2 separate regions of the Homo sapiens genome follow, and region 2 is linked to region 1. A link is a contact called in ENCODE Hi-C or POLR2A ChIA-PET data. All regions are on one chromosome and are shown on one strand. The core of a region is the stretch at or near the end of the contact, and the rest is flanking DNA. Distances in the headings are between cores, read along the strand shown.

The links. Hi-C counts contacts between places; a loop is a spot of excess contacts on that map. ChIA-PET counts read pairs that join two places held with the same protein, here RNA polymerase II (POLR2A). Pooled maps may share reads with other maps.
Region 2: a loop to region 1 is called in a pooled map, with 2.8 times the contacts of the local background. The contact joins two enhancer-like sites. A Hi-C loop is called at or near these places in 1 of 168 maps with a recorded cell type or tissue (endothelial cell of hepatic sinusoid), 3 of 37 single-sample maps with no recorded cell type and 4 of 50 pooled maps. POLR2A ChIA-PET finds 5 or more read pairs at or near these places in 2 of 52 experiments (T-cell and activated CD4-positive, alpha-beta T cell).

Annotation. Positions count from the first base shown.
Region 1 is chr10:71,833,705-71,837,692 of GRCh38, reverse strand. It overlaps PSAP (prosaposin), which reads left to right. Exons shown (of 14, transcript NM_002778.4): 2 at 3,188-3,321. Among named protein-coding and RNA genes, the nearest start is that of PSAP, 16 kb to the left of the region's middle. RefSeq lists enhancers at 278-1,047, 951-1,050, 1,161-1,230, 1,048-1,817. Within about 2 kb of position 1,377, at least 26 of the 41 ENCODE cell types and tissues checked have a DNase peak (open chromatin) inside an H3K27ac peak, as active enhancers do.
Region 2 is chr10:71,931,965-71,935,709 of GRCh38, reverse strand. No RefSeq gene overlaps it. Among named protein-coding and RNA genes, the nearest start is that of CHST3, 31 kb to the left of the region's middle. Within about 2 kb of position 1,894, at least 2 of the 41 ENCODE cell types and tissues checked have a DNase peak (open chromatin) inside an H3K27ac peak, as active enhancers do.

The sequences.
Region 1 (3,988 bases), core at 128-2,627:
ACACACCATTACTTAGATGTCTGTTCCTCCTGCTCTTTGGGGTAAAGAAAATCGTGACTGTTCATTTGTTCTTTGGCCTGAGGGCCTCGGGCTCTGCGCAGTCAGTGGAGCTGGTAGCCATGCCTTCAGCTGGGTTGTTTACCTGCTTGTGTGGAGAAAAACCACCCTTGCCTGTAGAGCTTTATGATTAATCCACAGCTGGGACCTGAGAAGTTCCTCAAGTGCTAGGAGAAATGTGTGTGTAATAAAGTTTCTGGGAAAGGGATCCATGTCCCCAAAAGGTTCTGACCCACTGTTTGATCCCCTCTTAGGAGATCTGCTCTGGGAGTGGGCTTTGCACCTCTTGGCGGCTGGGAGCTCCCCAGCACCACCCAGTGGTGCCTGCCCTGAGGACACGCAGTCTATGAACGTATGTCATCATGTCGTTCATCCTGGGAGATGGAATCCGTTGCATACCACAGGCTGTTTTTGTAACATGCACCTTTATGTTTGGCTTGTGGTTGGAGGTAGAAGGGGGTGTCTTGCTAAGAAGGCACTTTCTAGGAGTTGGAATTTACGTGTTACTTCCTGTGTCCACGGAAATCTGTTTTACGCTGGAACTTGACTTTATAGGCGTACCGAATTCTCCACCATGCGTATCTTTTTGCCTCCAGATCTGAGGAAGAGGCCTGCTGCCATTCAGTAGGTCATGGATTGGGAAGTGACAGTCAGTTTGTATTAGCTGGGCCAGTTTCAGATACAAGGGGCTGCCCAAGATTATTTTCAGTCCAGGTTGGCCGGACCAAAACAAGTAACAAAGTCATCATGGAAAACGATTATTGTTTCACATTCCTAGAGGAAGTAGGCAGCCTACAAAGTATTCTCACATGGGCCTGTGAGAGTGTGTTGTGTTCCGGAAACACTCTAGATTTTGGTCAGCTGTAGCTAGTTCCCTGCTGAGAGGGCTGGAGAAAGTAGCTGGGTGGACATTACACTGGATGAGCATTTTTAAGAATCGGGGGTGCTGGTCACTTGCCCCTGCTTTTGGTGGTGACTCCTCTGTCTTGGCTCTGGTCTCCTGAGGTCTGAGCCCATCCTCTTCTGGCTTCCCTGTGTATCACTCTGCCTTCCTCTGCCTAGAGACTCATTTGGTAGCCTCCTGTTCATCTTGATTTGGAGGTAGGGCTAGGCAGTGTATCATGGTGTCATCATGGGTCCTTTTCAGAGTCCTAGGGGCCCAGGGCCTGCTAGGGTGTGGTGGGAGTCATCAGGTCTGGGGTTCCTATTTGTGCTGTCTCTGTGACCGCACAGTCCCCAGAGCCCTTACCCTCATGACTCAATTCTGCCTCCCCTCCACCGCTCCCCTGAGATTTATAACTGAGGCTGGCGCCAGCCATGCTTGGCTACACTGCGGGCTAACTAAGCTTTTGTGAGCCATCTGGGGAGCTTGGTACTGATTTGCATCTGGCACATGTTTTCCCCTGGAAACTAGAGTCCAAACCAGCAGCCTCTGGAATGTGGCCAGCTTGGTTGAGGTTGCGAACTGGACGTGTTTGTGATTTTGCTCCCAGGGGACAGGGAAGGCTATAATCTGGGCAGCAGATGAATAATTCATTTGCTTGTGTCTGAAGGGGTGAAGGTGATCTGACTCGAGCTTTGTGGGACTCAGTCTTTGTGTGAGTAGCTTGTGGAGGTAGTAATGAAAGAAAGCAGTTCATTCCTTACCCTCTCCTGGAGGAAGAACACGTACTGACCTATACAACACGTGTTTCCTATGTGTGTTACACACGTATGTAGAATTGGCTTACAGAGGGAAGCAGCATACAGCAAGATTCCTGAGGTTCTAAGTGTGTTTCTCAGGTGATTGTGTTTTGTTTTTTTTTTTTTTTTTTCTGTCTCAGACTTGGGTCAAGTATCTATTGCAGCAAAAGTTTGTTCAACCCTACTGAGATGCCTGTTGGAGTTTGACCCTCATGCCACCATCCTCTATGTGTAGTCCGATGTAATCTCTTGTTTCCTAGCTAAATAATTGGGCTAGAAGTGAGATGTGAATCTGAGGATTTTTTTCCCCATTTTTTTGGTTCTAAAATCAAGGACCTGTTTTAAGAAACATAGGCACTCTCAAGGCAGTTTATAAAATATTTTTAGGGCTAGGTATGGTAGCTCACCGCTGGAGTGCAGTGGTGAGATCTCGGCTCACTACAACCTCTGCCTCCTGGGCTCAAGCTATCCTCCCACCTCAGTCTCTCGAGTAGCTGGGATCACAGGTGCGTGCTACCATGCCCGGCTAATTTTTTGTAGAGATGAGGTTTTGCCATGTTGCCCAGGCTGGTCTCGAACTCCTGGACTCAACTGACCCCACCTCGGCCTCTCAAAGTGCTGAGATTATAGGCATGAGCCACCGGCAGCTGGCCATTGTTTTATGTTATAAGGGTATGAATTTTTTTTAATTTTAATTTTTATTTTATTTATTTATTTATTTATTTATTTATTTTTTGAAACGGAGTCTCGCTCTGTCACCCAGGCTCACTGCCAGCTCCGCCTCCCGGATTCACGCCATTCTCCTGCCTCAGCCTCCCGAGTAGCTGGAACTACAGGCGCCCGCCACCACACCTGGCTAATTGTTTTTTTTTGTATTTTTAGTAGAGATGGGGTTTCACTGTGTTAGCCAGGATGGTCTTGATCTCCTGACGTCGTGATCCACCCACCTTGGCCTCCCAAAGTGCTGGGATTATAGGCGTGAGCCACCGTGCCCAGCCTGTTTTTCTTTTTTAAAAAAACCCTTCATTCTACAGTTGTTATCCATTTTACAGAAGTCAAAATCTTCCCTGTATTTGAATTTGTTAGTCTTTTCTCCTATGGTTTCTTTTGTTACTTATGGAAACATTTTAAGGTTATGATGATACCTTATTACTTATGGAAACATTTTAAGGTTAAAGTTCTGATACTCCCTGATACTGTTTAAAGGTAGCTAGAGAGGATGAACGTGAACCAGATACATGAGTCCCTTCTAGCCCTGTGACAGACAAGCCAGCTTCTTGACCGGGACAGGCGTGTATCTGTGTGGCTGGTGTCCCATACAGCTTGGTGAGGGGCTGAGTAGCAGAGTCCAGCTCAAGGACAGTCGCCCTCAGCCCTGGGGAAATAAGTCAGGTCGACCTGGTTTGCTACAAAATGGGCCACCTCCTCACGTTGGTTTTCATTTTAGCTCTAGCCGGCCCGGTCCTTGGACTGAAAGAATGCACCAGGGGCTCGGCAGTGTGGTGCCAGAATGTGAAGACGGCGTCCGACTGCGGGGCAGTGAAGCACTGCCTGCAGACCGTTTGGAACAAGCCAACAGTGGTGAGTGCCGCTGCCCTCCAGTCCCAGCCGCAGCACTCCTCTTGGGTCCCCTTAGAACAGCTGTAACTCACTGCCATATTGACAGAGCACTTTTTCTTGCCTTGTTTTGTTTACTTCTCACTGTGACTCTGTGTGGGAGGCAGGACCTATTGGTGAATGTACCCATTTTACAGCAGAGGAGATGGAGGCTCAGAGAGGTTAAGGTTTCACTCTCCTGAGGCTACCTGGTTTCTTGTGGCAGACAGGATGAGGTCCCCCATGCCTGCGGCTCCAGGTGCCTGCCCCATGCTGCCTCTGGGCCTCTGTGCAGATCCCACTTCTCACCTTAGATAAGAGGCCAGTGGGTTGGCAGTGCCCATTCCCACCACTGGGCACATGGGCGCGGCTCTATCCTTGGTCACTCACTCCAAAAAGTAAATGCTGAGCTTTTCAGGTACTTTCTGCCTGTTTCATATTTTGTTCTCTCCTCACTCCTCTCAAACAGGCAAACTGCTGATTGAGATCCTGGAGTGCAGTTGCCATTTAAAATTGGTTTCCAGCTGTAACCACACTGAGGAAGCTAGCACTGATTTTTCATCTAAATAATGCTAAATGTAGCGTATTAATGTGGGGCATGGTCTAAGGCGACAAGCCATGGGTGTGTTCCTCACGGTCCCAAGCCCTCTCA
Region 2 (3,745 bases), core at 645-3,144, 98 kb before region 1:
GCACATGCATGTTTATATTGTATATTATGATAGCAGCACAATTTGAAATTACAAAAATATGGCACCAGGGCCATGTGCAGTGGCTCATGCCTGTAATCCCAGCACTTTGGCATTGGTGAGGGGATTGCTTGAGCTCAGGGGTTTGAGACTAGCCTGGGCAACATAGCAAGACCTCATCTCTACTAAACAAACAAACAAACAAAAAAAAAAAAAAAAGAAAAGAAAGAACGAAAAAGATGGATCAATTCAAGCTACATAAAAATCAAAACTTCTGCTTGGTCACGAACAACAATAATAACAAAAATATGAAACCAGCCCAAATGCCCATCAATCAATAAGTGGATAAAGAAAATGTGGTATATATATGTTGAAATATATATATATACACACACACACACACATATACACACACACACACATATATATATACACACACGTATAACTCAGCCATGAAAAAGAATGAAATAATGGCATTTGCAAAAACCTGGATAGAGTTGGAGACTATTATTCTAACTGAAGTAACTCAGGTATGGAAAACCAAACATCATATATTCTCACTCATAAGTGGGAGCTAAGCTATGAGGACGCAAAGGCATAAGAATGATACAATGGACTTTGAAAACTTGGCGGGTGGTGGGGAAGGATGGAAGTGGGGTGAGAGATAAAAGACTACACATTGGGCCATCCTGGCTAACATGGTGAAGCCCCATCTCTACTAAAAATACAAAAGAAATTAGCTGGTCGTGGTGGCACATGCCTGTGATCCTAGCTACTCGGGAGGCTGAGGCAGAAGAATGGCTTGAACCTGGGAGGTGGAGCTTGCAGTGAGCTGAGATTGTGCCCCTGTACTCCAGCCTGGGCGACAGAGCGAGACTCTGTCTCAGGAAGAAACAACAACAACAAAAAACGCTACACATTGGGTACAGTGTACACTGCTTGGGTAATGGGTGCACCAAAATCTCAGAAATCACCACTAAAGAACTTATCTGGGGCTGGGCACAGAGGCTCACACCTGTAATCCCAGCACTTTGGGAGGCCGAGGGGGGTGGATCACGAGGTCAAGAGATCGAGACCATCCTGGCCAACGTGGTGAAACCCCATCTCTACTAAAAATACAAAAATTAGTTGGGCGTGGTGGCATGCACCTGTAGTCCCAGCTATTCAGGAGGCTGAGGCATGAGAATTGCTTGAACCTAGGAGGCAGAGGTTGCAGTGAGTGGAGATCGCTGCACTGCACTCCCGCCAGGCAACAGAGCGAGACTCTGTCTCAAAAAAAAAAAAAAAAAAAAAGGACTTATCCATGCAACCAAACACCACCTGTTCCCCAAAAACCTATTGAAATAAAAATAAATTAATAAAAAAAACTAGTCTTAGCTGTTTTTTTTTCTTTTTCTTTTTCTCATTGCCAGTGGAGGGAAATAGTCTTGGGTGTTTTTGTTCTTGTTTTTTTCTTACAGCAGCACAAATGAAACAAGATAGACCTTTATGGAGATTTAAAGGTCTAAATTACAATTAACTGAGGCCATAAGGGTGGGGCCCTAATCCAATAGGACTGGTGTCCTCATAAGAAGAAGACACAGCATACACCAGATATCTTCCTTTCTCTGCACCTGCACAGAGGAAAGTCTATGTGAGAACACAGCAAGAAGGTGGCTGTCTATAAGCTGGAAGAGAGGCCTCACCAGGAACCAAACTAATGGCACCTGATGTTGGACTTCCAGCCTCCAGAAAATAAGTTGCCATTGTGTAAGTCTGTTATGGCAGACCTAGTAGAATAATACACCCCAAATGAAAACAAAAGTAGGATTTTAAAAACCCCAGATCTACAGATCATATCCACAACAAAACTAGGTGACGGGTTAAACCCACAAGCTTAAGGTGCAGGTGGGTGGGGAAAAACCACAGCAGTTACAAAGGCTTCTTGCACCAAACAGTCAAGTTGTGAAGGCAAAGGAAAATTTCTTGAAGGAAATCAAAAGAGCTGCTCCAGTGAACACACAAATGATAAGAAAGCACAACAGTCTTGCTGATATGGAGAAAGTTTCTGAGTGGTATAGACAGAAGATCAAGCCAGCCATAACATTCCCTTAAGCCAAAGCCTAATGCAGAGCAAGGCCCCAACTATCTTCAATTCTATGAAGGCTGAGAGAGACGAGGAAGCTGCAGAAAAGTTGGAAGCTGGCAGAAGTGGGTTCATGGGGTTTAAGGAAATATGTCATATACATAACATAAAACCTGCAGAAAGTTATTCAGAAGATCCAGCTAAGGTCATTGATGAAGGTGGCTACACTAAACAACAGGTGTTTTAATGGAGACGACACAGCCTTACGTGGGAAGAAGAGGCCATCTAGGACTTTCACAGCTAGAGAGGAGAAGTCAGTGCCTGGCTTCAAAGCTTCAAGCGACAGGCTGACTCTCTTGTTAGGGGCAGCAGGTGACTTTAAGTTGTTAGGGGAAGCTGGTGACTTTAAGTTAAAGCCAATGCTCATTGACCATTCCAAAAGTCCTAGAGCCCTTAAAAATTATGCTAAATCAGCTGGGTGCGGTGGCTCACGCCTGTAATCCCAGCACTTTGAGAAGCTGAGGCGGTTGGATCACCTGAGGTCAGGAGTTCAAAACCAGCCTGGCCAACATGGTGAAACCCCATCTCTACTAAAAATACAAAAATTAGCCAGGTGCGGTGGTGGGCGCCTGTAATCCCAGCTACTTGGGAGGCTAAGGCAGGAGAATTGCTTGAACCTGGGAGGCGGAGGTTACAGTGAGCCGAGATTGCACCATTGCACTCCAGCCTGGGCGACAGAGTGAGACTCTGCCTCAAAAAAAAAAAAAAAAAAAAAAAAAAAAAACTAAATCTAGACTATATCAGATTATTATTGAAGTGGGGAAAAAAAAAGAATTATGCTAGGTTCACTCTGCCTGTGCTCTATAAAAAAAAAACTTGCACAACAGCTTATCTGTTCATTGAATATTTTCAGCCAACTGTTGAGACCTACTGCTCAGAAAAAATATTTTTTTTCAAAATATCACTGCTTACTGACAATGCATCTAGTCACCCATGGGCTCTGATGGAGATGTACAAGGAGATGAATGTTGTTTCCATGCCTGCAAACACAACATCCATTCTGTGGCCCATGGATCAAGGAGTAATTTCAACTTTCAAGCCTTCTTCTCCTTAAGTAATGCATTTCATAAGGCTATAGCTGCCACAGATAGTGATTCCTCTGATGGATCTGGGCAAAGTAAATTGAAAATTTTCTGGAAAGGAGTCACCATTCTAGATGCCATTAAGGCTGTTCAGGATTCATGGGAGGAGGTGAAAATATCAACATGAAGAGGAGTTTGGAAGAAATGGACCCCAACCCTCATAGATGACTGAGGGGGTTCAAGACTTCAGGAGGGAAAAAAACTTGCAGATCTGGTGGAAATAGCAAGAGAGCTAGAATTAGAAGCGGAGCCTGAAGACAGGATTGAATTGCAGCAATCTCATGAAGCTTGGACGGATGCGGAGCTGCTTCTATGGATAAATCAACTTAAGTGGTTTCTTAAGGTGGCATCTACTCCCAGGGAAGATGCTGTGAACATTGTTGAAATGACAACAAAGGATTCAGAATATTCCATAAACTCTGTTGATAAAGCAGCAGGAGGGTTAGAGAGGATTGACTCCAATTTTTAAAGAAATTCTACTGTGCGTAAAATGCTATCAAATAGCATCACATGCTACAGAGAAATCTTTCCTGAGCTGAAG